2 separate regions of the Homo sapiens genome follow, and region 2 is linked to region 1. Evidence: chromatin loops called from intact Hi-C (ENCODE). Cell type or tissue: CD14-positive monocyte. All regions are shown on one strand. Region 1 overlaps DOCK10 (dedicator of cytokinesis 10). Region 2 overlaps DOCK10 (dedicator of cytokinesis 10).

Evidence for each region. Peaks named below come from ENCODE experiments on the same cell type or tissue, not always from the same donor. Only the 100,000 strongest peaks of a DNase experiment are listed, where the experiment ranks them.
Region 2: it touches region 1 in a loop (3-fold over the local background); 4 of 110 quality-filtered maps call a loop at or near these places.

What each region holds. Positions count from the first base shown.
Region 1 is chr2:225,036,221-225,038,720 of GRCh38, forward strand. All of the region lies in intron 1 of DOCK10 (dedicator of cytokinesis 10), which reads right to left. Among named protein-coding and RNA genes, the nearest start is that of DOCK10, 5.0 kb to the right of the region's middle. In CD14-positive monocyte, no CTCF peak of the experiment used is centred here; no DNase peak of the experiment used is centred here.
Region 2 is chr2:224,957,733-224,960,232 of GRCh38, forward strand. All of the region lies in intron 1 of DOCK10 (dedicator of cytokinesis 10), which reads right to left. Among named protein-coding and RNA genes, the nearest start is that of MIR4439, 52 kb to the right of the region's middle. RefSeq lists an enhancer at 16-405. In CD14-positive monocyte, no CTCF peak of the experiment used is centred here; a DNase peak (open chromatin) is centred at 1,399; H3K4me3 peaks cover 1,610 bases; H3K27ac peaks cover 2,450 bases.

The DNA.
Region 1 (2,500 bases):
CTGGAAAATTAAGTTCACACTACAATTAAGGGGCTAGATGGTAGATGGAGGAGAGAATATAACACAAATAAGTAAGAGATTTCCCTAAAGCCATTTAACAATGAACTAAATCCCATTTTCGTTTCTAAGTGGTCTAAACCTCATGTCTGCTTTAAGTAAAACTTTCAAATAGTTGCAGAATAAACCACATTGTATTGGACCCTCATCAATTGACTTTATCTAAAAAGATACTGCAAAAGTGTGGCTAAAGATGTAGGTTATTTTCATGTTTCTCAAATTTTAGTGTCCTAGTGCAAATCACTAGGGGATCTTATTAAAATGCATTATCTGGTGTGAGCCCTTGGATTCTGTATTTCTAGCTAGCTCCCATGTGATCTAATGTTGCTGGTCCTTGGACAACACTCTCAATGACGAGACTCTATCACACCATGCTACTATTTGTAAAAACCCCAGGAAAAAAATATCTTGTCTCTTAAGTTTCAGTATAAGTTAATGCTGAATATGTCTAGAGCAAGTTTTCATTTATCTAATGGACTTCTTAAATCTCATGGCTGATGGTGTTTTCCTCTTTGACTTGGTCACCAAGAAGCATTTTTAACAAAGCTATAGGACTTAATAGTGATGTATTTTATTTACTGGTCCCAATGACTTACATCTGATTACATCTAACTTTCCTAATACTGTTTTTTTTTTTCTGGCTAATATTACTTTTCACTGCCCTTACTATATTTTGTTGTTGTCATCTCACATGCATCTTTGTAAGATACTTAGGATCCCTCCTTCAAATAAGATAGAATGTGAAAAAAGAATCCCAACACAACTCAGTTAAATGGTAATACATACTCCCAGACACACAATGCATTGAGGAATTTCAGGCACATGTGAGAGTGGGGTAAGCAATTGAGAATGGAGAAGCAGACAGTTTTGAAGTAGACTGCAGGAGGATTAACCTCATGCTCTTTCACAATTTTCTTAAGACTTTGCAATACAGGTGGGATGGGGATGGCTGAGTGAGTTCATATTTTAAAGACTTAACTATTGAAATTCCAGTTGCCTTGGGAAGATCTATTATAATTAAGGGTACCTGGAGCAGCCTCTGCTATTGCAACTATCCTCAGGGGAACACTGGAGTGAATTCTCACAGGTACTCTGAAGCACTAGTGGGAAGAACAGTTTTCCTAATCCTTAGGTAGAACTGCATCTTGGATAGATCAAAAGGCAACACCAATCAACGTCAGCTACTCATATCCACCGATTTGAAGATGCTTTTAGAAGCAGCTAAAAAACTGGAAGGTAACCCCTCCAGTTTTCTATTCAAAATGCAGAGGATGTCCCATATCAGTTACTTAACTTAGGGAAACATGTTTAACCCTATGAGTCTCACTGGCCTCCTCTGTATTTTGCAACAATAATAACTTCCTCAAATGATTGCTCTGAGAATTAAATAGAATGCTTGACACTGTGCCAGGCACATCGTACATTCTTAACAAATTATTTACCTTAATGCATTCATTATTGCTTTCTTTTTCTATGCTAGGCCTTAGAGAATCTGGTTGTGGAGAAAAAGCCAAAACCTATACATGTTGACTCATTCTTTCAGCCTTTGATCCTTCTAGAAGTTTTCTAGAACCTACTTGTGGTTACTATTCATTTTCAAAGTTATTTCTCCAATGCCCTTGAGAAATAAAAAACATTGGCAGACACACAAGTAACATTCAAACTTGATCTTGTAAACTAAGTTTGTGTTGACTTCTTCTCCAGGCAAAGAGGTCAAGGGACTTTCCTCATATGAAAACATAACCGTGTGATTTCTGCTAAACCATAAACACCCTTGTCATAAAGGACTCTGTCCAGAACAACAAACAACAAAACAAAGCAAAAAACACAAACAAAATAAAAAGACTGTGCTGTGAATGCTAAACAACCAGGCCCTTATATTGCATATTGCTTTTAAATCTGGATAGCGACAGCAAAACAAGTGCTTCACTTTCATTTGCTATCACTTTCTGCATCTAGCATATGACTTTTGGGAAATTCCAGTATCCCCCACTCAATTAAAAAAAAAAAAATCCCTCCTACTCTCAACTCTTGAATGCCACCAAGTTCAGAGGGGAGAAAATTCTTCCTTCTAGGAATTCCTCACGCTCACGTAAACATGTTTACATATTCATTACTTCTCAATCAAAGCTCTTTGGTTGGTCAAAGGTTCCGCTTCTTACTCAAAGCTCTCTAAAATATCAAAAGTGGTATTATTGGAGGTCTGAAGAGTTAGGAAACATCAAAGAAGGGAAATGGAATTTACTGAAATAAATACTTTCCCCTCTTTACCCCTTACACTTTCTGGGTGGGTAGGAAGGGAGAAAACCTCCTGGTTAAGTATAATCACTTCCGGCAGGATGCTTTCTCTTTAAAATGAGTTAATAACAAAATTAGATACAATTAAAAAGGAGTTGCAAAGGAGTTTTTGTCTAATAATAGAGTAAATATAAAGGCATTAAAA
Region 2 (2,500 bases), 78 kb before region 1:
TTCACTTCTCTACATGTCTCAAAACACCACTATTCAAATTAGTGCATAAGCCTAGGTTTCTGTTTCTGTTCTGGGACGTCTCTATTAAAATGCAGCTTCACTTGCCTGGAAAAGCTACAAACCCATTATAATCTTCAATAACTTAGAATATTATCTCAGAAGAGGCAAACTGGTCACCTAGGCAAAGGCCCAAGGAATTGGGGATGAGGATACACGTTTCAAGCATGAAAGCATGTCATTGGGACTGTGGTGTTGGCCACTGTGGGTAAGACCACTGTGCTGGCCTTCACACTTACTTGCCAGGTACCTCTGGGTGACTTCCCTAACCTCTCTGGAAATGAGTCTCCTTATCTGCAAAATAAAGATAACCACAGTATCTACTTTATTAGATGTTGTGAGGCTTATTAATAGAATATTGGTGAAGTGCTTAGCGCCATGTGTGGAATATAATAAAATGCTCAGTGGATGTCAGTTGTAAGTTGGATTATAAAGTAATTGTGTTGAGGTCATCTTGAGCTGCGCTGCTACAGTGTATGGTTTATGAGTGCAGGATGATCCTAGCTGCTCATGCATTGAGCATTAGGAGGAGGAGCTCCGGGCACAAAAAGGGCACCAGCTCCGGGCACAAAAAGGGCACCTCGAAAGTGGCAGTGAAAGGAATAGGATGCTTCAGAAAGGAAGGGAGTAGCCAGAAGACCCCTTGGTTTGGATAAGGATAATTAGGTTAAACAGCCTCTCTTCCCCTGCACACTCACTCCTTCCACAACTGACCTCTTTGTGCTCATTGTGTCTTGCAACACTGGCTATTTCATTTTTAAATCCCCTCTGTGCACAACTACAAAAGGTTCCAATTATCCTATTTCTGTCATCTCCCTTTATCCCACAAAGAAGACTCAAATTCCAAGGAAGTTAAGAAAGCCAAGTTTTAACCAATATCATATGTTTAAAAAAAAAAAAGAACTTTTCATGGTTACTTTTCTGCCTAAGCGGGACTGTAAATTCCCAGAGCAATAAACAGTATCCTCTTTATGTTTCAACGGTGCGGGATCTCCTACTGGCATGTGGCAAATACCAACATTATAATTACCAATTTGATGTTGTGAACAGCAGAAAAGAGTATTGCACTTTGTTTTCTCCCCGTCTTCCTCTTTTTCCTTTGAATAAATTTCCAAGGCCACGGAAAGGTATTAAAGTACACTGACAAAGAGACATTTAATCTGACTTTGTTCTCTTTTGCAAGGGTATCATAGATTGGGAAGGAGATCCGCTACCTAGACTGCATCAAAAGATCTTTGGCAGCATTTAAAATTGGCATCCTTCTTGCTTTGGTTGGCATTAGGGAACATATTTTCAGGAACCAGTTCTGAATTTGTGTTGACTTCTTCTTTCTCACTGCCCATAACTACAGAGTGGAGACTGCCATGATAAGCCATTTCTTTTTTTCTTTTAGGCAGAGTGCATCTCACTGCATTCACAGTGAGGAGAGCATTGGATGGCATCAGGAAGCCTGTATTCAACATCTATCGCTGATAGGTTGAGTGACCTCAGGCAAAAACAGTAATCTTTCTGGACTTCTTGTTCTGAAGCTTTTTTTAAAAAAACTCTAAACTTCTATGTTTGTGTGTTTTTAAATAAAACAACTTGTATCAGCCATTTCCAGGTAAACCTACAACCGGACCCCAAAAAATAAGCCTTTATTATTTTCTTTTTTTTTTTTTTTTTACCTCAAGTACCACTTAGGCAAGAAAAATGATTTTTCAATCAGAGCTCCTCTTTCTCCACATTTAGTCCAGATGATGCACCCAAAAAGATGCTACTGTCTCTCATTCCCTGCTCTCAGCTGGATTCTACTTCAGAAGGAAACAGCTGTGCCTTCTCACTAGATGACATTGCCCTTGACATGATTTGTAAATAAAGCACTGGAAATAATTTTGGGGCTGTTTTCACACCCACTTAATTTATTGATAATATCTTGCTAAAATCTGAATATTCAGTTATGTATTTTTAACATCTCATTACTTTCGCCTTGAATACAGCTGCAAAACGGAAGCCGACACTGGGAAACCCTTCCTTTCCAACAGGCCTGATGTTCAGTTTTGTCCCCCTCTGCTCTTTGGGTTGACTTCAGTAGTCATTGCCAAGACTGAGTCTTTGTATAAAAGCCTGAGCTTTTCATCTGCTGGAGAAAAAGGCAGAGTCAATATGGGTGTGACATATACAGTCCTCCTTGTTGTGGAAATTGTACCTTGATTTTCCTATGGGGAACACCTCCTCTATCCCCTCACCTTCCAGAGCACATCAAACAAGGTGACCTGACCCACCTCCACCAATCAGATTGTTCCTTCTCTGAACTTGAACCTTGAGAGGAATGATATATAAAGGCAGAAAACAGCCATGATTTATACCAAAGACAGTGTCTTGAATGCTGCACATTTATTATCATTATTATAATTATTATTGTTATTCCTATTGTTCCTGGGCTCCTGCTCCCGCCGTGCTT